6 separate regions of the Homo sapiens genome follow, and all the other regions are linked to region 6. Evidence: chromatin loops called from intact Hi-C (ENCODE). Cell type or tissue: endothelial cell of umbilical vein. All regions are shown on one strand. Region 1 has its middle 5.0 kb from the start of HES1. Region 2 overlaps LINC02026 (long intergenic non-protein coding RNA 2026). Region 3 has its middle 11 kb from the start of LINC02048. Region 4 overlaps LOC102724877. Region 5 overlaps LINC02037 (long intergenic non-protein coding RNA 2037). Region 6 has its middle 3.0 kb from the start of LINC00887.

Region 1 (4,000 bases), 170 kb after region 6:
CTTGGCTCACTGCAAGCTCCGCCTCCCAGGTTCACGCCATTCTCCTGCCTTAGCCTCCCCAGCAGCTGGGACTGCAGGCGCATGCCGCCAAGCCCGGCTAATTTTTGTATTTTTAGTAGAAACGGGGTTTCACCATGTTAGCCAAGATGGTCTCGATCTCCTGACCTTGTGATCCACCCGCCTTGGCCTCCCAAAGTGCTGGGATTACAGGCGTGAGCCACCGCGCCCAGCAGTGCTGTTCTTGTGTGGAAGCTGTCTTGTCTACCAGATAGCTTTATAGTTACAGAGACCATGCCTTTCTTCTCCCTTTATTCCCATAGTGCCTGGTTCAATAATTATCAAATGAATGCATGAAATTCAGAAACTAAGGAAGAAGCAGTGGTCCTTTCACCTAGGGCCTGGTGCAATTACAAGCAGATCCTGCCATCGCTGGGCAAAGGCCGGGACTGGCTTTCTTGTCTGGTGAACGTCCCTCACTGTGGTTAAGAATCCGAAGAGCTGACAGCACTATTCTAAATGCTTTAAGTGCATGTACTCATTTCATCTTCTCAACCCTGTGAAGCACTACCCTGACGAGCCCTAAGTTACAAATGAGATACAGAGTTACAAAATTGAGGCAGGGAGTTCAGTAATTTCCCTCGGGCTCAAAACCTAAGCCAAGCCGCCAGGAGCCAGACCACGTGCTTCTAACCCCTGGGCTGTATTGCATTTAAGCCAACCACTGCGGCAGGGCTTATCCCTCTTTTTCTTTTTTTGACCTCTAAGCCAATTTGTATATTTGAAAACTTAGATACCACACCATGGTAAACATACTGACATCTCCCCAGACTGGACGTATATATGTTCATCTCCGCGTTTTCCCTCACCCTTCTGCTTCTAACCCTTCCTGTTGAACTCATCTTTCACCTCTCGGCTTCAAGTGCCAACTCTGAAAAACCTCCCCGGCCTGGTTTCCTCTCATCAGAATTAATCTCTCTGTTCTAGGTGCCCTTTGTTTAAACTTCAGTTTTGGCACTTAGCACATCAAACCTGGGATGAGTCACGAGGGTGTTTGTGGATCTCCCCGGCTACACAGGGAGCTCGGTGCGGCGGAGGCTGGTGGGAATTGGGCCTGCTGAGCACTCAGTAGGCGCTCAGGGTTTTCAGAAATGAGGATTTTTTTTTTAGGCGTCCAGGGTTGCTGTCTGGTGGCAAGGTCTTTTTTGGGACGGCTCTGTGGGCTGGGATGGCCTCACCCCGCCGCTCTGCCCACTCCTGCCCCGGCGTGGCCTGCCGCCTGGCAGGGCTCTGCGGGCCGCGAGGGCCTCTAGTGCCCCGGCCCTGGCCTCGGCCCAGTTTCCCCAGCTACTAAATGCGGCCCGGAGCTACCGGGGGAACTGGAAAAACACTGGCAGGCGGCCCCACCCCCAGGCCCGGCGGGGCCGCGCGGCCGCCTTCCTGCGGCCTAGGCCTGCTGCTTGGGAGGCGCTGGGGCCCGGGGCGGGGGAAGCGGGGGCGGCGGCCTGCCTGTCAGCGGGAGCGGGCGCGGGCTCGTGTGTCAGCGCCGCCCGCCCGCCCGCCCGCCGGGCCTCCCGGCCTCCCGCCGCCGCCGCCGCCGCCGCCCGCTCCCCCCGCGGCCTGGCAGGCTGCCGGCTGCACAGGCGGGGGTTCGCGCCGTTCTCACGACCTCTCAGGTTGCCTGAGCTCATCTGGGAGCTATTCATTTCCTGCCAGAAAGCAGCCGGGCCTGCTAAGCGAACCACCTTGGCCGCAGGGCCGCCAGGGCTGGCCCGGCGTGGCCGCCCTGGCCGGCTCCCGCCCGGGCGGAGGGCCCCGGGCGGCCTCCCTGGAACCCCCGGGCCGCCCCGGCGGGCGCGCGGCGGGGGCAGCCCGTCCGCCCATCTGGTTGCACTTAGGAGCCGGGGAGGAAGCTAGGAGCGGGTTGTTACCGGCCAACGGGTGTGGGAAAAGTTAATTGACTTTAATGACAGGTTTCCCGGGACGGTGGTGACGACGAGGGGGTCCAACGAAACCCCAGGGTCCCCATTCCAGAAACGCGTGGGGTGGGACGGGGCGCGAGGAGGGGCGAGCCTCCGGAGTCGCGCTTCTGCGCTTGGAGAGGGCTCTCGTGTTGACCGAAGAGCACCCCCACCCCCTTCCAGTTCGGCGCCTTTCCCGCTCCGGATGCTGCTGGAGACGGCGGGGGGCCGGGGCCCCGGAAGGGCTCCATTGAGAGGCTAATGCGCGCGGCAGCCGGGGCCCGCGGCCCGCATCCGGACGCAGTTTGGAGTCGTGCCTTATCTCCCCGAGCGATCAGCACTGCTGGGGGCCGGCGAGAGGGGCTGCTGGTGTGCCCGAGGCCGTATAATTAGGCCAGGCCTGAGGGACCCCCAGGGAGGCAACATCATTGAAGTCGTTTTTGAAGTTTCGCCTCTCCCTCAGCTACTTACTCCAGAAACAGCCAAAGTGCAGGAGGGTACAGCGTCTTAGAAATAAGTCCATTCATTTTCCAGACTTGGAAATGACCCAGAGAAGGGAAATGACTTATCCAAGGTGACACAGTGAATTTGGTGGCATAGCTGGGCAGGAACTGGAAAGTGCCCTTTCCGGTTTGGAGCCTAGTGGGGTCTCCACCTTCTCCCCTTACTGTAACAAAGAAAAAATCCTCGTGGAATAGTCTAAACCTAGCTTTCAGGGGGAAAAAAAGTGCTCTTTTCAAATCACCAATTAAAAAAAAGAAAAAAACGTATTTGTGTTTTTCCTTTGATTTAGTCCCCTCCCTAGGAAGATATCTATGTACTTTCGGTGATATTAATACAAATGCACTTTTAAAATTGTTCCCCTTCAACATAGGGACATTGAATTTTCAACTGGTGTTGAGATTTTTTTTTCCTGTGAATTTTAAAGACATCGATGTAAAAGGAATTCCTTGTGTAAAAATAAGACATTGAGGTCTGATTTTTTCTACCAGGACTGTTAAGGGGCTCCTAGTGGACCCAGAGGACAGGCTTACCAAATGAAACACTGGTGCTTGAGTTGGGTGTCTTAATGGACGATTGTTATTTTGTTTGTGTTTCAACAGGAGGGAAAACGTGGAAAAATGATAAGGGTGTGTGTGTGTTTCTTTGGCGGAAGGTGTGTTGGACACCTTTCATGTACACAAAGTAAGGCAGGTAGGAGACAAATTCAAAAAGGTCTCTTTTAAATCTCTCCCTCTGGGGTGGAAGCTGGGTCCGAAGGTATCTTGAGTGGAAAACTGCTGTCTCCCCGATCATTCCTATGATAGAGCCGCTCTCCACACTGGCCTGTGGGAAAGGCCAGAGCAGGGCGGGGGAGAGGTAAAGCTTTTGAAACAAGACAGAAAATCGTTGGCTTTATCTTTGTTAGGAAAGCTTCAAAGATTGATCTCTCCCGCCTCATCCTTCTCCTCCCAGAAGCCGGTCTAAGAAAAGGGGGGTTAGAGGAGGCTGGCGGGAGGGGCCGGGGGGGAGGAGGACTGGCCGGCGGTGGGGGAGGAGGGCGCGCCCGCCAGACCCACAGCGCGGCTGATGTGTCTGGTCTCGCAGGGCTCGTGGTTTTCATTTCCCCAACACCTGGATGCAGTCAAACACCTGGCCAAATCTGACAAAATCTGACAAGCCTTTGTGATGGGATTTGGAAGAAATTCCCTGCAGATCCTGGCACAGTTTAAAGCTGTCCGCTTTGAGTTAGGACTTGTTAAGGAGGGTTATGTGAGCTGAAACCCGAGACAACCCTTTTGCTTCTATCTGGAGCCCACATCTTGCCTGGAAATGGGGCATGACCAAGCGAAGGGGTCGCTTGCTGTTTGTATTAAAAGGGGAAGATGGCCTGTGTGCCTGCCAGCACAGCCCCCACATGCTTTCTCTATTAGAGCCAAGCACAGAAACTTATCAAAAACACATGTCTGGTGTTAATCATCTGGGCTCGGCCTCCACTTGGGAGTCTAACTAACTGTCCCTTGGCAGAAGGAATCTGTTGACCTTTTCAGCTTGCTTTAAGA
Region 2 (4,000 bases), 350 kb after region 6:
CTTTTATTACCAAGGCTAGATGATCCCAAGTCAGGCCTCCCCTGAGCTCCTGTAGAGTGGAGAACTCACAGGATGGGGACACTGTAACCAGGTTCTTCAGCCTGGGGCTCTTCAGGCCTCTAGGTTCAGCCTCAGCCTAGAATGAACCTGCAGTCAGCTCTTAACATAGGGAATCTTATCCCCTGGAAGGCTGGGCTGTCATAAACTGGCTGGGAATCAGACTCTATGGAGGTTCTTACTTTTGCTGTCTGACCCTCGAATGGTTTTCTTTTTTCTTTTTTTCCTTTCTTTTTCTTCCCCTGGCTTTGGGAGAAGAAAAATTGGACTGTGGGGTAAAGAAGAACAATGCCTCAATTAGCTAGAAAGCTACAGTATTGAATTAAATGAGCCCCATGCTATGGCTCATTAACAACATCCTATTACTTAGCAAGTCTATAACTAGTGTTTCAGCTAAAGAAAGAAATGTAAATCATTTAATACACCTTTCCTAATTGAGCTGTGCACCAGGGGCACCCTCCTAATGGTATTATGGCACCAATTACCTCATCAGAAGAGAAGAGCTGCTTTTATGACAGGTTTTGGAAATTAAAATGGCAGAGAGATGTCTTTTAGGAGGAGTAATTCTGGGCTGGGCTGTGCTGAGCAACGAGCAGGGGCTGAAAGGGCACGTGGGGCCCGGGTGCTAAAGGCGGGACGGTGACCCCTGTCTGGTCTGACCCCCATCTTGGGGATGAGATCTGAACTTAGTCTTTTCATACTGTCTGGTCAAGAATGTGAGCCACAGTGGCTCTTGTACTTCAGTGTGTATAAAATCCACTGGGGAAGCTTGTTAGAAATTTAGATTCCAGGGCCCCACCCTGAGATTCTGACCCAGGAAGTCTGGGCTGGGCTCCAGCCAAACCATACTTGTAATAAGACCTCTGGGAAACTCCCTTGCAGAAAGCTGAAAGACACTGTTTCGAGAAACATAGCAGAGAAGGTCCCAATGATTTCCACCAAAACCCAACTACGTGTCTGCAGGTTCCTCTATTACTAGGGGTTTTACCCGTCCCAAAGACCGGATTGAATGAGACTTATTTTGGTTTGCTTCTTCAGACACAGCACAGCTACCTTCCTCCTTTTCTCTCTGCTTAGCCTGCTTTGGTTGGTACATGGGGTAGAGCAGTGGGGCAAACGGGGATGACTGTTTGCTTGGGTGTTCACTCTCTGTGTGATGTCGGGCAGGGCATTGTACGCTTGGGGCTGCAGTTTCCGCACCTCAAAATGTGCATGGTCAGGTAAAGGGTATGAACACGTTATTGATCAAGACACTTTGTCTTTTTTGCGACTCAGTTTTCCTTATCTATAAGATGAGAATGTTGCGCTTTATGAATTTGGCGAGTGTAAATAGGAACTGAGATTCTCTTTCTGGCAGCTTTTCATGGTTTCCTTTCTGTGGCAAGGAAAGGAAGAACTTCAACCTCCAGATTTTGTGTAAATATTGAATCTATAGCAATGGTTTTGTGGAGTGTTCCAGTTTCCTAGGCTGATGATTAATGTGGTTTTCTCTGTGAGTGTTGAGCCTTCTCAAAAGGCTTTTCCTGCTATTCCTGTGAAATGCACAAAGGCAAAGTGTTAGTCCTGCTTTTTTCTCTATTGCCATGTGGAAGGGGGAGCAGATGCATTCTGCATTCCTCACAGGGCAGAAGACATGTCAGCTGACAGACGTGGGGAGGCAAAACTGGCCTTAATCTGATATGAATTTCCTGACAATTACAATGACCTCCCTGATCCCAGACCTTTGCTGGCTTTATATTGCCTATCACATCACACACAGACTTCCCTGTTTGGCCTGCCGTGTCCCCATCATTTGGCTTGAGCAGGCTTTGTTAATCCTATATCCTCGAAGTAACTTGAATTGTGGGGCTTTAACTCACTTTTATTTATTTATTTATTTATTTATTTATTTATTTATTTATTTATTTTTATTATACTTTAAGTTCTAGGGTACATGTGCACAACGTGCAGGTGTGTTACATATGTATACATGTGCCATGTTGGTGTGCTGCACCCATTAACTCGTCATTTACATTAGGTATATCTCCTAATGCTATCCCTCCCCCCCTCCCCCCTTAACTCACTTTTTTGATGCTCGCTCTCCAATCCACATTTCCAACTAGGTCCTATTCTACATGTTCAACAGCCCGCAGAGCTCCCCCAGTGGACTATGTTGTCATTACTACAAACCTAAAACGTCCTCAGGCACATCCATCAACTCTCCCTTACCCTTGTTGCTCTTCCCATTGATCTCTAGTTCCAGTTGCAGAAGCATGGTCTAGGGTTAGGAAATGAAACATAGCTTGGAAGATCCCAAACCTCCTCATTTTATTAAACACTCTATAGCTAGAATCTATTGCTTTGAAATAGCTCAGAGTTTAATAGTCAGAAGAAATCTTTTCCAGTTCTTACAGCCCATACCGTTTCTTCTTCCAAATCAACAATGAAACGTCTCTAGGTTTTATAGCTTTTGGGTCTGGTTAAATCTCATGTGTAGGAGAGAATGGTCTGTTGGCAGCACACGTGCAAATGGGGTGTGTAGACAGCATAAGCCGAGTGTAAATCCATGGTAGGTGCATGCCAAAGAAGGTCACATATGTCCGTTTTCATTAAGAAAAAGTGCAGCCTCTTGTGTGAGCAAAGGTATTGTCCTGATCAACTTGCACTGATTGAAACATGCCTGGGGTGCTTCTTAACTTATTATTATATTATCGTATGTGTATTACCTTTCCGAGCTGTCAAAGATGGTGACTTTAAAGTCGGCCATTACTAAGTCATTTCTATCCATTTCTTTCTGAATTTCCACGAATTCTTGCTTTATTTGTTTTTATTCTACATTATGTGGCAATTAAAGCATCATGACAGTTATTTACATGCTATTCACTTTTTCAATATTTATCTAAATGTCATGTAAGTTTTCCGTTTTAAATTCTACTTTGATACAAAATATTGTGACCCTGTTTTCTTTACAAATTGAGTCTTTGTGCATGTGATGTATTTGCTAGCTTATCCTTTCTTATTCTAATGCTTTTCTTTATTTGAGGTATATATCTTGGGATGATAGCATATTGATAAGTTTAGTTTTTCAAATATGGGAGCTAAAGCCACTTACATTTGTTATCACAGTTACCATTTTTGTTTTAACTTTAGTCCAGTTGCTTATGCTTTCTGGATTTTAAAAATATTTTCTTGCTCTCTGCTTAAAATTGTTTGTGTTATGTTGTTTGTATTTTCTATTTTTCCACTAGTGATATGGAAGGTATAGGTCCTATTTTAAAATTCTATTGGGATTGCCCTGAAAATTTTAAAAATACACGAATCTATATTTTCCCAATTTTTGATTTTTAAAAATGCTACCTATTGATTGTTTCTTATGCAAGGTGAAGAAATAACCTTTTATTTTCCCCTCCTTCCTAAGTTCACTCAGTTTCTTATTTTATGTATTTAATTTTGGACTTTAGACTCAGGGGTTATCTTTATTTCCAACGTACTGTTTTATAAACATTTTCAAACATACAGAAAAGTTGAAAGAATTCTACAGTAAACACCCACGTGTCTACCATCGCCATTTTCCTATACTTGCTGTATCATGTTCTGTCCATCTATCAACCCGTGTTTAAAACAAATGCATTTCAAAGTAAATTGAAAATATCAATTGCTGTAGTTTGATGTTTGATTCTTCCAAATCGCATGTTGAAATTTGATCCTCAATATTGGAGGTAGGGCCTAGTGGGAGGTGAGGTGGGGCCTAGTGGGAGGTGAGGTGGGCCTAGTGGGAGGCCTTCAGGTTGTTGGGGTGGATCCCTAAGGAATAGATGAATGCTGTCCCTGGTATGGGAAGGAATGAGTGAGTTCCTGCTCTATTAGTTCCTTAGAGAGCTGGTTGTTAAATAGAGCCTGGCAGCTCCCCTCCTCCTCTCTCTTGCTCCATCCTTCACCATGTGGTCTCTGAACACGCTGGCTT
Region 3 (4,000 bases), 50 kb after region 6:
GCTAGTCAGACCTTCACAAAAGACCTGAGGCAGGAGAATTGCTTGAACCCGAGGGTGGAGGTTGCAGTGAGCCAAAATTTCACCACTTCACTCCAGTCTAGGCAACAGAGTGACACTCCAGTCTCAAAAAAAAAAAAAAAAAAAAAAAAAAAAAAAAAAAAAAAGAAAAGAAAAAGAAAAAAGTCCCAGGGGGAAAAAAAATGTCGCATCCCTCCAACGGGGCGATCCAGAGGACTAGCCCCTGAAAAGTCAACTTGCCTCTGGAGATATTCCCAAATCCTCTATGGGTGATTGCAATTTGTGGTAACGTCCAAACATTTTCTCTGTCCAGAGTGAGGCAGGGAAAGAGGATAATTTTTGGAGGATTATCTGTTTTCTGTGCGTTTCTCAAAAGATAGGGGAACTTCTGGTGCTTAAACAAACACCAGGTATTCTGTTATAACATAACATCAGTCTTCAAGGATGAAGGACCTGAGGCCAGCAGTGAGACAGACTGACAGGCATGGGACGAGGGGGTGCTGGACTTGGAACCCAGAGCCTGAGGATGTCCCAGCTCAGACTATTCACTCCTCTTGGAGCCTCGGGCTCTGCATCTTTCAAAGGGGACTCTGCGTTTTTCAGCGTTCTGTAGCAGTGAATGACAAGATGGAAGACAGGGAGGTTGCGGATGAGTGCTCTGATAGAAGGCTTCTGCCTGGAAACAAGCACTCTCCGAGGAGAGTTGCTAAGCTCTGTTTTGCAGCTAATATCACAACACCCTTTGGAGGGGGCACCTATAAACCTGACCTCAGAACCATGGAATCAGAGACAGCTGGACTCAAGAGCCAGCTTGTCCAACCTCTCCCTTAAAGGAAGAGTTTGCTCTCCAAAGTACTCAGACTCTTTTCCTCCCTCCATCTTTATCTTCTATCCCCTTCCCTCTTTTTCTTCCTCCCTTCCACACATACTTCGGCGCACCAACTGTCAGGCACTGCGCTGGGTGCTGTGTCTGCAGCAGGGAATGGAGACAGATGTGGGGTGCTCCCCTCACAGAGTTCAAAGTCTAGCACTTGAAAGTTTCTGCAAGCGATCTCTGTTGAATACCCCTGATAACAGGATGCTCACTACCTTCTGAGACAGCCTATTTTGTGGGTTATTTTTTCCTTATTTAAACTCTGTCTCTGTTATGCTTATTCAGGCCCCTGGAGCTATATAGTGTAAGTCTGACTCCGTTTCCTATGTCACAGCCCTTGAAACTTGGGAAAATAAACACATTATACCTAGCAAGTATTCTCACTCTCCAAGTTGCACTTGTGAAAGGGAAGCTGGTTCTCCATGAAGTTAAATTTCATGAGGTCCTGATAGCCCAGGACAGGCTCTAATCTGGGTGCCTGGGCTCTGTTTCTGGTGCACCTGGGGCCGAGGGAAGCTGTGTGGTAGAGACTCATGAGGGGACACCGGCAAAGGTTCTCAGGTGGTGAGAGAGGCGGGCTTCAGTGGAGCAAGGGGGTCCGTCGGTCTGGAAGGTGGGGTGTATGTAAGGCAGGCTCTGGCCATCTGCCCAGGACAAGCCTGAGCTCCAGCGTTTCTGCTCTGATTCACAGCTTCCTCTCTTCCCAAAGGAATCCCCTTTACAGTTCTCGCAGCCTGACCTCAGCATCCCTGTGAATGTCGACGGACAGCTGCGCAGAGTGCAGCCACCGCGGCAGCTCTGCCGGGTGCCAGCTGGACGTGCTTGGCGGCCAGGCCCTGGGAGCCACCTCTCGGGATGTCAGAGGAGAGCTGCAGGCCGCCCTTCCGTCAGCAGGAAGCCCAGCCACAAACACTTGGACAGGAACCCGAGTGCTGGCCAGCTGAGCAAGCTCTGGTTTCTCTTGCGTCTGAGGGTTTGGCCCAGGGCAGAGGAAGGCGAGCCAGGTGCTGCAGGCTGCACTGCCGGGGCCGCGGACTCCCCCTTGGGCTGGGAATGTGGGTTCAAGGGTGTGAGCGGAAAAGCATCATCCAGACTGGGGCAGAAGGAGGTGCTTCCTGGAGGAAGGGCGAGGGAGCAGGGAACACAGCGTTTACCAGCGCGAGTCCAGCTGGCTGAGAATGCGCAAAGACCCCTTTGTGATCGCGCCGGACAAAGTGTGTTCCTTGGTCCAGTCCTCAGTCCCCAGCACAGACCCTGGGAGCACGCACTGCAGTCCTCCAGCACAGACCCCGGGCTGGGGAGCACACACTGCAGTCCTCCAGCACAGACCCCGGGCTGGGGAGCACACACTGCAGTCCTCCAGCACAGACCCCGGGCCGGGGAGCACGCACTGCAGTCCTCCAGCACAGACCCCGGGCCGGGGAGCACGCACTGCAGTCCTCCAGCACAGACCCCGGGCCGGGGAGCACGCACTGCAGTCCTCCAGCACAGACCCCGGGCCAGGGAGCACACACTGCAGTCCTCCAGCACAGACCCCGGGGAGCACGCACTGCAGTCCTCCAGCACAGACCCCGGGCCGGGGAGCACGCATTGCAGTCCTCCAGCACAGACCCCAGGCTGGGGAGCACACACTGCAGTCCTCTAGCACAGACCCCGGGGACCACGCACTGCAGTCCTCCAGCACAGACCCCGGGCCGGGGAGCACACACTGCAGTCCTCCAGCACAGACCCCGGGGAGCACGCACTGCAGTCCTGTGGGGCGGGACGTCCACACATGCCCAGCTTGAAGGATGACGCTTTCGAAAATTACCAAGCTGCACTGAATGAATTTATTTAAAATAGTATGTGCTCAGCCAGGGACAAAGGCAGCTTTCCATCCAGGGCTGACATTTTTTCTTTTAAGTTCTTTTTTTTTTTTTTTTTGAGACAGAGTTTTGTTCTGTCTCCCAGGCTGGAGTGCAGTGGTGCAATCTCGGCTCACTGCAACTTCTGACTCCCTCGTTCAAGCGATTCTCCTGCCTCCGCCTCCTGAGTAGGTGGGATTACAGGCAGGCACCAGCACGCCCAGCTAATTTTTGTATTTTTAGTAGAGACAAGGTTTCACCATGTTTGCCAGGATGGTCTTGATCTCCTGACCTGTTGATCCATCCACCTCAGCATCCTAAAGTGCTGGGATTCCAGGCGTGAGCCACCACACTCGGCCTTTGCTTGTAGGTTCTATGCATGATTATCTTTGAGGCTGTCTATGTGCACATACAGCCCATACAACTGCCATGAACACCCCCCAGGTTTGCAGACAGCTTAAACTTTTCACAAGTCATTCAGGTATTTTTTTCCCTCACATTTGCTTCTCACAGCCTGCTAGGCCAGTGAGAGATGGCTGGTGTCAGGGGGACAAGGAGGTAAGCGGGTTGGCTCAAGGTCACATAGCTGAGCGGTGGCAGAGTCCCGCCCACCACAATGACTTCTGCTCCTCTGGAAAGAGACCTGAATGACTGCTTCCCACGCATCTAAGCATCCTCCACCTTATTCTGGCTCATGTGCAGGCCCGCCTGGGGGATGCGCTCCGGACTGGAGTCTGCTGCTAACACCCCATTCATTTGTCAAAGCTCAGTTTGAAAACCTCCTCCTGAGTACATCCTGCCTGTGGCTTTAGTCGCTCTCCTCGACTTGGTCACAGCTCTTTATTTGTGCCTTTTTAATAATCTACATTTTATTGTACTCCATAGCCTCTGTGGTTCTGACGCTAGTCCTGGAATCGGCAGTTTTTAAAATAAAGGGATAGATAAATATTTTAAGCTTTATGGGACATTATGATCTCTGTGGCATCCACTCAACTTTGACATTGCGGTACAGAAGTGGCCATAGACAATATGTAAATGAATGAACATGGCTGTGATTCCAATAAAACTTTATTCACAAAAACAGGTAATGAGCCAGAATTGGCCCCCAGGCCATAGTTTGCTGACCACTGCTTTAGAACTCCTCGAAGGCCAAAACTGTTATTTTTGCTTATGCAATCGCAAGCATTATCTCTACCCCAGCACCCATGTCAGGTTGACCACATTTATATTTTGTAGATATATTAGTACATATACCCTTCTAGCT
Region 4 (4,000 bases), 230 kb after region 6:
AGTGAGTGTGTTTCCTTAGGACGTCCTAGTGTCCCCACAGCACTGCCCTGTTCTTTCTTCCATTCAGACAGACGACAAATCTTTATATCCTAAATCATGAGAGTCCCAGTTTTTCCAAGCACCATAGTAGATTTTCCTCCATTTAGTCAACTCACATTGAGTGGATGCTGCTACGAGTAGTTCCAGATGCCAGTTGACATGGACATGGATGGAAACAGCTGGAATGCAGGCAGGACACTTTGGCTCTAAACCGAGGTACATAATTCCCTTCTTCTCTCTGAGCCTGTTTCCTGGTCTGTAAGATGGAAACGTGTGCATAGATGTGAACTCCTTGGGAGGTGAAAAATGATATTAGGAGTTCCTGAAGCAACTTTTCTAGGTGACTCATGGGATGGTGGAAGGACTCAGTCCTACCCAGAGGCTCTGTTCTCACCACAGGTCGACCAGATACAGCTCAGATGGCCCCTCCTCCCTGGGGTTGGAGTAGGAGCTGGGGAGCAGTTTGTGCCCTGAAGCCATCTGGAGGGTGGGTGAGCAATCAGGCCCTCTCCTGAGATCTTTGCTGTTCCCTGGGTGTGAGTTAATACCCAAGGAGAGGCTGGTGGGTAAATAATGAGGTGGTGGCTGATTGAGCTCAAGGTGTGATTCCTCTCAGGGGTCTTTATGTGTGAACAGACAACTCACAAAGAATGAAAGCTTTAAGACACGGAGGCATGAAGCATTTTCTTTCTGGGGCTGTCCGTTTGTGACCTCAGGCAAGCTTCGAAGCTGGGCCTCCATTGTCTGACACTAGGGGAAGGGGGAGTAGGGGGTACCAAGGGGCCTCTCCCAGAGCTTTGCCTGCGCAGAGGTTCCTGAGCACCTGGACACTCAGGCATGGAGATGCACTGGGGTGGAGGAGGGGTACAGGGAAACGGGGCTGGCCAGGCTCAGTGGCCACAAGTTAGAGGCACTCATGGAAGCTCGACTCAGGGCACGGGTTGGAAAATGCACTCTGATAATAACTCGCATGGCTAGTGCCAGCCCTTGCACTCCTTTGGAACACTAGGTGTTATGGAGTGTGTGTGTGTCCCTCCTTCACACAGTAGTGCACCATACGTACTGTCTCCATAAGTTGCTTTCTTGCTCTTAAAAACCATTTAAGAGCATTTTGGGAGGCTGAGGCAGGTGGATCACCTGAGGTCAGGAGTTCGAGACCAGCCTGGCCAACATGGCGAAACCCCATCTCTACTAAAAATACAAAAATTAGCTGGGCGTGGTGGAGCACGCCTGTAATCACAGCTACTCGGGAGGCTGAGGCAGAGAATAGCTTGAACCCGGGAAGCGGAGGTTGCAGTGAGCCAAGATCACGCCATTGCACTCCAGCCTGGGTGACAAGAGCAAAACTCCATCTCAAAAGAAAAAAAAAAAAGAAAGAAAACAAACAACAACAACAACAGCAATAAAAAGCGTATCCTGGAGACAGCTCCATATCAGAATGTAAAGTGGTAACAATCTTTTTTAGATGGATGGTTAGCATTTCATTTTATTTGACCACAATTTTCTAAAGTACTTGCTGCTGCTGGACGTCGGGTAGTTTTTACTACGTTGCCATTCACAGTCTAGCCTTTAACATTACCTGCATTACCTATTGATGTAATTTGGTGCAGTGAAAATTGCTGGGGACAAAAAAACTGAGATGAAATTCTATCCTAAATCTGTTTGAATTAGGTTTGACTCTAGGCAAGTGTCACTGCCTTTGTGGGCCTCAGTTTTAGCACCTGTCATATAGGGACATAAGACTCCATCTAGTACCGGGTGTCCCTCCCAGGATGTCTGTCTCTGACCCCTTGAGCCTCCCCGAACCCCAGAAGCAGCGGAGCAGCCCACAGAGGGTCAGCCCCAGCTGGGGCTGTGGGTGAGGTCAGTGGAGCTCGGTGGCTGGGTAAGCCTCTCCGTCGCAGATCTCGGTGATGCAATGTTGCACTCCAGCAAGTTTGGCCTTGCCCTCCCCTGGATCCAGCGTGACTCAGGGCCTGTAGCGTGGCTTCCCCCGCAGCAAATGAGCTGCAAGACACCTTTCTTGGCAATGGGCTTAACGAGGGCTCCCGGAATGTCTGATTACTCATCTGTTTTGCAACGGCAGCAAACTCCCAGTGAGAAGAGGCAGCTAGCGTGGCTTCCTTCCTGAATTAATGACTTAAGCATTATGAATGACTAATCAGTTCAGCCCCGAGCAGAACCGGGTGGTTAAGTTGGGGTTGGGGGTGGCAGTGAGGCAGATGCTGCTGGTGTGGGGTGTGCTTTCACCTCTGCTTGAATGCTTCTGGGCCTTGATGCTCTCCTTTTGGGGGTCAGAATTGGGGCCGGACGTCCCAAGACACTGACCTCCCCCTTCTCCTAAGGCCTGTCTACCTGCCACTCCTCACTGTCAGCTGATGGCAAGCTTCCCTTCCAGTCTTAGCTTGGGTCATGCAGAAGGAAATCTAAATGCTTATAGGGAAATCGCAGAATGAAACCCAGGGTGAGAGGGCCAAATGCATTTTGTATGCTATACTCTGCTGTGTACCTAAGAGGGATTTTTGAAATTAGTCTTATTTTATTTTAATTAATTAATTTATTCATTTTGGGACGGAGTTTCACTCTGTCTCCCAGGCTGGAGTGAAGTGACGCAATCTCGGCTCACTGCAACCTCCGCCTCCCAGGTTGAAGTGATTCTCCTGCCTCAGCCTCCTGAGTAGCTGGGACTGCAGGTGTGCGCCACCATGCCCTAATTTTTGTATTTTTAGTAGAGACGGGGTTTCACCATGTTAGCCAGGCTGGTTTCGATCTCCTGACCTCAGGCAATCCGCCCACCTCAGCTTCCCAAAGTGCTGGGATTACAGGCTTGAGCCACCCTGCCCAGCTGAAATTAGTCTTTTACTGGGAGAAAGGCATAAAGGTGGTGGGTAGCTTTCTTTTTTTGCCACACGTTTGGGATAAGAACTACAGATCAAGAACTTTAAGGAATTTTGCATCTCTTCTCTGGCTGGTTTCTTCGCCCCTCTTATCTCAGACAGCTTATTGCAGACTCTAGGATTAGTGGGGAGCAGGAGGGAATGTGTCCCCTTTAAGGCAAAGTCTCTGGTTTCACTTCCCAAACATCTGCCTCGCTCTTGGGGAGGTCCTCTCTGACTGGCTCTGAGCATATAAAGTTAATTTGTGTGGGGATTCCTGGAGAAAGGCCAACTAGAGTGAATTTTTGATGATTCTGTCTTAAGAGATGATTTCCACAAAGGCCAGGTCTATCCCCATCTCTTAGGTTGGGAAGCTGATGACCTTGTAAGCAACAAGGCCCTTCCGATGAGATGAACTTTGCTACCATTGTTGCAAAGAAAGTTTTCCTGCCTCCCTCCATTTCTTTTCTCAAGGTTCCCCTTTCGGGTCTGCCCCAGCCCGGCCCTCTGCTTTCCAGCAATCAGGCGACAATTCTTTGTGGTGCTTGAGAGCATGTCCAGATGATCACTGTGCAGTGCAAGTCTCACCTGGGCCTCACGCCGCTGGCCTCCCCTGGTCCCTATCCCAGAGGCCCTGACACAAGCTCCTTTGTTCTGGGCACTGGGTCCTGCCAGGCGTTCCCTCCTCTTGGCCCAGGCTCAGGTGGAGAGCTCTCCCCATGTCCCTAGCTCCTCAGAGAAGAGGGTCCTTTCCTGTTGGCTCCTTCCCCATGGCTCCACTTGGAAACTGCTCTCCTGATGGACACGCAGGATGTGCTGCCTCAGCCTGTGCCATTTTGGGCTTGGCCCACAGGAAGTTCTCTGAGCATCCAGGCTGTCCTGGACCACCTGTCTTCACCACCACGCACTGGGCCTTGCCTCTGGGGTTGGTATTGAGATGCTTTCATGGCTCCACCGTGGTCAGTCCACTCACACTCACCGTGGGCTCTCTGAATTTCCTGCGCTTCCCATCGTATCTCCTTTCCAGGACTTTGTGGGCTTACGTGCCCTCTCGAGGTTGAAGGGAATCGCCATTTAATACAGGG
Region 5 (4,000 bases), 60 kb after region 6:
AGTCTCACTCTGTTACCCAGGCTGGAGGGCAGTGGCGTGATGTCAGCTCACTGCAACCTCCGCCTCCCGGGTTCAAGTGTTTCTCCTGCCTCAGCCTCCCGAGTAGCTGGGATTACAAGCACACACCACAACACCCGGCTAATTTTTGTATTTTTAGTAGACACGAGGTTTCACCATGTTGGTCAGGCTGGTCTTGAACTCCTGACCTCATGATCCACCCGCCTCGGCCTCACAAAGTGCTAGGATTACAGGCGTAAGCTGCCATGCTCGACAGATATATTTCTTAATCATCAGAAAGAATATATTAAAAGCTCAGGAATCATAGCTGGAATGATCTTGATGCCTTCTTTCCAACAGAGGCCCATGGAGGGAAGGTGACTTGCTGAGGAACCTCCTCCAGCACGTGACAGCCAGTGTTCCCAGGGCACCATCTGTCTGTGCTTCTCATACCAGTTGGCGCCTTGCTTCTAAACCACAGAAGCTGGTTCTCAGTCATGGGATCCTTGGGATGCTTGCTGCCTCTCCGCTGGACTCTTGACTCTGCTGCCACCATCATACAACAGCTCTGACAATCTCCATGTCCTTGTACTTTCCTATTGGATTCACAATCTCAGGCATGAACAGGTGATTGGCTGAGTACCTTGAGGTGTGGAAAGTGAAGATCTGCTCCTCTTCCGCCTCTGTGACAGGAGGCGGGGTCAGAGGCGGGATCAGAGGTGGGGTTGTACTTTTCACCTATTTTGGGGTTCTTCTAAATTAGGAAGACTGGATGCTGGGTAGTTAAAAAACAACATGTGTCCACAACTGTTATAAATATAATATTCTCAAGTGAGAAAAACACCAAAACTTTGTCCCACCAAAGAATACCAATGTTAGGCAATGACACAGGGAGGCAGCAGCCTGTGAAAGACAGGAGATAGGCATTTCAGAAAAGACTGAGGACCTTTCTAGAGGAATGTGTTCCGTTCTGACTGTCTCTCAGAGAGATGGAAGCAAGTTGAGTGGGGGTGGAGACCAATGGAGGATGAGGTGTTTCTAACAACCAGAAATGCCCACCACTAAATGGAGTGATTCAGAAGGTTGAGACCTCTTCACACCTGGAAGTCTTTGCACTGGGACATTGTCAAAGGGAGCAGACCCCCTCAGGCATAGGAGGCCCTAAGGCTGTACTGTCCATGACAGAAGCCGTTAGCCACACTGCACTCTGAGCACATATTGAAATGATCATCTGCTCTATTGAACTAAGTAAAATGTATTACTATAATTAATTTTTCCTGCTTCTATTTGTTAATATTGTTGCTAGGGAATTTACAGTCACCTGTGTGGCTTCATTATATTTCTGCTGGGCTGCTAGAAGGTCTCTTCTGGCTCTGAGATGTCTCCATCCCTAAACCTGCTGCCATCCCTCCCTTCAGGGCTGCACCAGGTGTCCATATGGTGGGGCTCTAGGAAACCGGATGAATAACAACACCCTTTCTTCTTTCAGAGTCCAGAACCAACTGAGAGAAAGTGTCCCCTTTCTTGGCAAATTGGAGGAAAATGCAGCTTGAGGTACGGCCAGGCAGGCTTGCTAATACATCACACCTGGGACAGATAAGCTTTATTATCTGCTAGGGCCTGGCGCAGATGGCCAGCTGCGGACCTCCCCCAGGACGGAGCCCAGCACAGAAGGCCGCCTTCTGCTCCAAGAGGCAGAGGGATCGAGCCCCACAGGTGCGGGTTTTCTCCCAAACTCATGAGTTACACAAATCATCCTGCTCTTGGGGAGAAGCGAGGTTGGGAGTAATGTCGAGGTTTCTCCCAGGGACACCAGTGTAAGGAGGAGTGTGAGGGGATACAGACTTAGATTTTCTCAGCCTTAAACCTCCAGAAATAGTCCAGTGTCCAGCATGATGAGATTCAGGGAAACTGGGGCTGGCCTTTGGGCAACTTACTCCACCTGTTTAAGCTCTATCTTCTGACTGGTGCTAGGAGCACCCACATGGGCACAGAATGTGACGATGCCTAGAAACACGCATCACCTTGCTCAGTGCAGGCTCAGTGCTCAACACAGAGCAGCTACTGTTTCTTCCCCTACTGCTAGCACTCAGTGTGAACTGTGTATCACATGGAGCAAACTGCGGGGCGGGGCCGGGGTTCGCCTATCTCTTACTGGTCTTGTGTCTAAGACCAGTTATAGAATTGTGGGATTTCAGAGCCGTTAGAGATCCCAGATACCATCTCGTCATGTGGCAGATTAAGTAACTGGTCTGTAAGCGAGGAAGGGAGGCGACAGTCAGGAAGAGGGCCGTATGGGGGTGGTAAGTGACACGTGCAACCTCTCCACCCGCCCCCACCCCGTCACCACACTTCCTGGACCTAGTAATTCAGGAAGGCAGTCTGTCTGACCAAAAGGCAGGAAGTCCGCCGGGCCCACTCCCATCCTGGTGGCGTGGCGGCTGGGCTCTGTTCTCAGGCTGCTAGCACCGTACTCCCAGTGGGCATGTCAGGCAAGTCCTGGCTGCTCACCTCAGTTCTAGAATCTGCCACATTCAGAGTCTATTTCTTAGTTGTTTCTGCTTTCCTCATATGTTATATCACTGGGACACCCTCAGGTCATCTCAGGTTCCAGTGGAGCCGTCCCAGACCCAGCATCTGAAAAGAGATAAAGAGATATTTTTGTGATTCTTTTTAAGATACTTTTTCCATTTACTTTATTGTTTTTGAAATGGAAAATATTAAGTTGAATATTTTAATGCAAATCTATTTGTGAATCCAATTATGTGATACTTAATTTTTTTTATTTTTAAAAATAAAATAATCAGTGATACATTTAATAGGGTATGTATTACAAAAATTATATATATATATATATATATATATTTTTTTTTTTTTTTGAGACAGAATCTTGCTCTGTTGCCCAGGCTGGAGTGCGGTGGTGTGATCTCGGCTCACTGTAACCTCCGCCTCCCAGGTTCAAGCGATTCTCCTGCCTCAGCCTCCCGAGTAACTGTGGCTACAGGCATGCACGACCAAGCCCCGCTAATTTTTTTTGTATTTTTAGTAGAGACCGGGTTTCACCATGTCAGTCAGGCTGGTCTTGGACTCTTGACCTCAAATGATTCGCCTGCCTTGGCTTCCCAAAGTGTTGGGATTACAGGTGTGAGCCACCTCGTCTGGCTTACAAGATTAGTTTTTATCTTAAAATAAATTGAACAAGGCCAAAATTTGACTTGCAGTTAACCAGAAGTGTGAAGTATTTATGCCGTGGAATCCACGCCTCTGTCTATTGTCGTTTCTCTAATATTCTTTCTGTATACACAAAATACATCCTAATCATGACTCAAGATAGATCTATTCCTTGGAGAGTGATAGAGATGATGACAAGGAATAAAGAATTTTCTGTTTGGAGAGAAACATAGATGGATGAGCTTGAGTTTGCTTGCAGTTCCTCTTCACAGCACAAATGGGGAGCAGCATCAGAGCTGGACTCAGAGACCAGGGTTCTTATCTCAGCTTTGCCACCATTAAACTGGAGATCTGGGGCAAGTCACTTCCCTCTCAGTTACCTCGTTGCCAGCCTTAGAAGACCAGCCGAGCTGAGCCTTGCTGGGTAAGGATGGCCCTGGGATTGAAGGAGGAGCCCTGACGCTGTGCCTTGTGCCATAGTGAATGGCAGGGGTGGCGGCTCTGAGGTGCCAGTGCAGGACACGCACCGTGATGTGCAGGGGAGGAGACTGTGCTTCTGAGTAGGGCACTCCTGCAGCTGGCCACGCATAGCCTTTCTGTCCTGTTGTATGAGATCTACCCCATGTTATGAGCATCCACCTGCTTTTCAGCAGGAAAAATCATGACCCAGTCACTCTAGGTTTGCCTTCCACGTTGTCCTCTTCGCTGATTAAATAGTCTTTCTTTGGTATACGCTTCTGAAACTTCCCTGTTCAAATGAGGCCCCTCCCAAGGGGGTCCACGTTAGCACAGAAAATGCTTTCTTTCCATCTCTGATTGATTATCTGTTCTC
Region 6 (4,000 bases):
GAGTTCTTGGTCAGTTAGTTCATGTGAGATCTGGTTGTTTAAAAGAGTCTGGGACCTCCCCCAACCCCTTGCTCCTACTCTTGCCATGTGATGTGCCTGCTCCCCTTTTGCCTTCCACCTTTCACCATGAGTGGAAGCTTCCCAAGGTTCTTACCAGGACCAGATGCTGACGCCATGCTTCTTGAACAGTCTGCAGAATTGTGAGCCAATTAAACCTTGTTTCCTTATAAATTACCAGCCTCAGGCATTTCCTTATAGCAATGCACAAATATACTAACACAATGGCCATAGACAGCGCTTACCATTAGCTCATTTAACTTGTCTACGAGGGCAGCACAACTTGGGGTCCACATACTCATGCCCAACTTCATTGGCCATTCAACTCCAGCCAAGTAACAGGACGAAAAGACAGAAACCCACCATAAGCTGCGGCTGAAGGTGGCCATCCAGCCCACTGTTGGGACAGAATGCTTAGTGTGTACAGATTTGCTTCGGTGTCCCTAAGATAGGCTTCTGACCTGTCTATTTTCCCTGAGAATTCAGAATAATCATGAACAAGATGGGAGTATGAATCTCAGCATGGAGGCCCAGTGGCTGACACCTAGCTTTCAAACCTAAACATCTTGCACAGGTTTCCTTGTACCATGTTCTCTGATGCGATGTCCTGTGTCTCTGCTCACTGCTTCAGTGCCCTCCCAAGCAGCCGGGATGGAGCCCGGGCCGCCACAGCCCCCCTGGAGTGCGTGCCGCCTGATAGGTGGATCAAGAGCAGAACTCACATGCTGCCTCCTGGGGAGGAAGGGGGTTGTTTATGACCATATGAGCTTTGAGGTACCCAGGATGACAGGCCACCCTAGAACCCAGGGAGCTTGGGCAAGTTCATCCCCTTCTCTGGGCCTCAGTTTCCCTCATCTGTCCTGCAAAAGAATTGGATCAGATAATCTGGGACATTCTATCCAGCTCTCTGATCCAGAGATCAGGTTTGGGGCCGGGTGGGGGATGTGAAGTGGTCTTCCAAGCTGTCAACATAGCCTGATTGTGTAAGGCCTGCACAAATGGTGTTTAGAGCAATACTTTCAAACCTTAATGTTGGGTGAATCACCTGCGTCTAGAGAAAATGAAGATTCTAGCAGGAGAGAGTGGAAGAGTGGTTACCAGAGGCTGGGAGCAGGGTTGGATGGGGAAAGATTGGTCAACAAGTACAAAGTTGCAGCGAGGAGGAAGTTCTTGTGTTCTATGGCACAGCAAGGTGACTGTGGTTAACAGTACCGTATTGTACATTGCAAAGTAGGTAGAAAAGATTTACAATTTCTTTAGCAAAGATGAGATGATGGATAGGCTAAATACCTTGATTTGATTTTTACACAATGCATACATGTATCAAAACATCACATTGTACCCCAGAAATACGTACAATTATGGGTCAATAAAAAGCAAAATAAAATATGTAGATTCTCTCTCAATGGTTCTGAGGCGGGGTCTCTAAACCTGCATTTCTAACAAGCTCCCTGGTGATCCCGCGGTGCCGGCTGAGTCGGTGCCTTGATTAGGAGGGTTTGGCACTAGGTCTCCAGGTGTGATCCCGGAGCGGCAGCATCGGCATCACCTGGGAACCTTGTAAGAGCGAGTAGGGCCAAGCTACAGAAGTATTGGGTCAGAAACTCTGGGGTAGCGCCCAGCAATATGTGATGTAACAAGCCCTCCAGGCGACTCCCATGAGCTCAATTCTGAGAACCACTGCTTTAAGACAACAGCTTCTAAACTGGGCGGTGCATAGGAAGCACCGAGAGAGTTTTTAAAAATACTGGGGCCTGGGGCCCGCTTGTCGGGGTTCTAATGTAATCGGAATAGGTGCCTCCCGGGCATCGGGATTTTTACAGTCTCCCCAAGTGATTCTAATGTGAAGTCAATGAGCCTTAGGGCGGACAGAAGATGAGGGCTGCGGGGCTCCCAGGCTGCGAGCCTGCGATTCTTCTGACGGCGCTTTCCGGACGACGGCCACTAGGGCGCGCTGTGGCACCGCTGGGAGGCCGGCTGCGGTTCAGCCTCCTCTCGCCAGCGGCTGGAGGAGCTCCGGGCTGGGAGGCGGCGCGAAGCCCCGGGGGTCGGAGCCTCCGGGAGCGGCTTCTGGCCCAGGCCGGCCCGCCCCCGTGCATCGGCACCTAATTAATGCTGGCCGCGGCCTCGCCGCGCTTGACGTCAGTGATGTGCTCCGTGCTGGGGAGACGCGGCCTTTGCAGCCGCTCGGCACAGGTTGCTTCACCCTGGCCAGCCCTGCTGCCCGCCCCCTCCAGGCAGAACGCCGGGCTCACCTCTGGGACCGAGCCCTTGCTCATGCTGCTCTGATGACACTCACGCGAGAGTTTCTCCCCCATTTCCACCCGGCAGGACACCAGTTTCCTTTTCCATCTTCCCTGGCTGTTCTCTGCCCCTCCCCTGCCTTTTCAGAACACGGAGGGTCCCGGAAAATCCCACAGGCCTGGGGCTTTGCCAAGTCAGCCGCAAGAACCACCTCTCACCTTTCCCTTTCTGGGTCTCTCCTCTGCTCAGTTCCTTTCCTGTTCCTGCTCCTCCTTTTTCTCTCATCTGAGCCGTGTGGATCAGATACTTCCTGCCTATGCGTTCTCATGCACAGAAGTGGAAGAGATGGGATGGTGAAGGGGGGATTGCCTTCTTTAGCAGCACAGATAGGACTGCGTTTGTAAGGAGCGTTTTGTATGTTGGGGGTGACGAGGTTGCTGATGAAACTCTAGTGTTCTGTCCCCCACAGCCACATTACTCCCTTTAAGCAGCGATGGGAGTTGATTCTGGAGAGGAGAACTCAGCCGAGTAGAGCAACGCTGTCTTGTCTAGCTGCCCCAGCTGGCTGGAAGGGTCTTCCATGGCTGGAGGAGTTTCCCCAACCAGGACGCCAGAACTGTCTTTTTTTTTTTTTTTTTTTTTTTGAGACAGGGTCTTGCTCTGTCACCCAGGCTGGAAGTGCAGTGGCGTGACCGCAGCTCACTGCATCCTTGACCTCCCAGGCTCAAGCGATTGTCCCACCTCAGCCTCCTGAGAGGCTGGAATTACAGGCATGCGCCACCACGCCCAGCTAATTTTTTTTTATTTTTTGTAGAGACGGAGTCCCACTGTGTAGCCCAGGCTGGTCTCAAGCAATCCTCCTGCTTTGGCTTCCCAAAATGCTGGGATTACAGGTGTGAACCACCCCGTGCCTGGCCCAGAGCTGTCTTTATCATAAATGTTCCACGCCATATTTCATCTCTGCCCATCCCCTTATCCCCATTCCCAAACCTCCAATCTGATATTTGTGTGAGATTTCATTTGGAGGAAGGCCATGTACATAATGGTTTGGATGATGCCTGATAGCCTCCCTGGCTTTGCCAGCCCATAATTCTAAGATGGGAAGAGATGTTGCTGGGGAGAAGAGGCGGAGGCTTCTCTTCTGATTCCTGCCTGGAGCCCTGACTGCAAGGGTTGCTCCTGGCTTCCCCCATTTGAACCCCACCCCTGGCTGGCCAGTGAGGGGAGCATTCCCTACAGCCCCAGGGAGGGAGAGGCTGCCAGCGGCCAGACAGGGCATTGGGCAGATGGCACAGAGCCAGCCCAGCCAGGTGGGGAAATTGAGACCCAGAGAGGGTAAGGGACTTGCTCAAGGTCACACAACCAGACCCTGGCAGATCCCTTTCCACGCTAATTCCTCAGAAGCTCCTGCTGGGGTCTCTAGTGGGATACTTTGGACAGCCCTGTGGGAGTGGCGGCTGGGTTCCACCGGGAGTGGGGTTACTTTGAAGAACAGTAGTCTCTCCTTGAATCCAGATGAGCAGATACGGTTCCAGGGCTCAGCCTGACCCTGAGGCTGTCACAGCTGGGGCAGGGGCTGAGGGTGGAAACTGCCTCTAAGAGCTCAGAGGGCGTTTAGCCTGCCAGGCACAGAGCCTCCACCGGGGACAGAAAGCCAGGAAAAAGGTGTGGGACGTCAGTACGAATCCTGCTCCTTCCA

The links. A loop is a pair of places that touch in the nucleus more often than their neighbours do. Peaks named below come from ENCODE experiments on the same cell type or tissue, not always from the same donor. Only the 100,000 strongest peaks of a DNase experiment are listed, where the experiment ranks them.
Region 1: it touches region 6 in a loop (7-fold over the local background); 97 of 110 quality-filtered maps call a loop at or near these places.
Region 2: it touches region 6 in a loop (7-fold over the local background); 12 of 110 quality-filtered maps call a loop at or near these places.
Region 3: a loop joins it to region 6, with 4 times the contacts of the local background. A loop is called at or near these places in 46 of 110 quality-filtered maps.
Region 4: it touches region 6 in a loop (3-fold over the local background); 24 of 110 quality-filtered maps call a loop at or near these places.
Region 5: a loop joins it to region 6, with 5 times the contacts of the local background. A loop is called at or near these places in 13 of 110 quality-filtered maps.

The regions. Positions count from the first base shown.
Region 1 is chr3:194,139,144-194,143,143 of GRCh38, reverse strand. No RefSeq gene overlaps it. Among named protein-coding and RNA genes, the nearest start is that of HES1, 5.0 kb to the right of the region's middle. RefSeq lists silencers at 1,260-1,679, 1,770-1,839 and an enhancer at 1,472-2,466. In endothelial cell of umbilical vein, no CTCF peak of the experiment used is centred here; DNase peaks (open chromatin) are centred at 973, 1,533, 1,663, 3,773 and 1 weaker place; H3K4me3 peaks cover 1,159 bases; H3K27ac peaks cover 3,688 bases.
Region 2 is chr3:193,968,556-193,972,555 of GRCh38, reverse strand. All of the region lies in intron 1 of LINC02026 (long intergenic non-protein coding RNA 2026), which reads left to right. Among named protein-coding and RNA genes, the nearest start is that of LINC02026, 33 kb to the left of the region's middle. In endothelial cell of umbilical vein, a CTCF peak has its summit at 2,212; DNase peaks (open chromatin) are centred at 1,675 and 2,175; H3K27ac peaks cover 375 bases.
Region 3 is chr3:194,263,443-194,267,442 of GRCh38, reverse strand. No RefSeq gene overlaps it. Among named protein-coding and RNA genes, the nearest start is that of LINC02048, 11 kb to the left of the region's middle. In endothelial cell of umbilical vein, no CTCF peak of the experiment used is centred here; DNase peaks (open chromatin) are centred at 1,262 and 1,872; H3K27ac peaks cover 2,344 bases.
Region 4 is chr3:194,087,802-194,091,801 of GRCh38, reverse strand. LOC102724877 reads right to left here. Exons shown (of 6, transcript XR_002959666.2): 4 at 156-295. Among named protein-coding and RNA genes, the nearest start is that of LINC02028, 19 kb to the right of the region's middle. In endothelial cell of umbilical vein, no CTCF peak of the experiment used is centred here; a DNase peak (open chromatin) is centred at 2,091; H3K27ac peaks cover 1,744 bases.
Region 5 is chr3:194,253,865-194,257,864 of GRCh38, reverse strand. LINC02037 (long intergenic non-protein coding RNA 2037) reads right to left here. Exons shown (of 4, transcript NR_125402.1): 3 at 2,509-2,634; 4 at 93-680. Among named protein-coding and RNA genes, the nearest start is that of LINC02036, 5.7 kb to the right of the region's middle. RefSeq lists a silencer at 2,076-2,125. In endothelial cell of umbilical vein, no CTCF peak of the experiment used is centred here; a DNase peak (open chromatin) is centred at 2,384; H3K27ac peaks cover 1,910 bases.
Region 6 is chr3:194,313,851-194,317,850 of GRCh38, reverse strand. No RefSeq gene overlaps it. Among named protein-coding and RNA genes, the nearest start is that of LINC00887, 3.0 kb to the right of the region's middle. RefSeq lists enhancers at 1,878-1,927, 1,793-2,293 and a silencer at 1,998-2,337. In endothelial cell of umbilical vein, CTCF peaks have their summits at 2,004 (motif pointing right), 3,734 and 3,940; a DNase peak (open chromatin) is centred at 2,100; H3K4me3 peaks cover 563 bases; H3K27ac peaks cover 692 bases; H3K27me3 peaks cover 265 bases.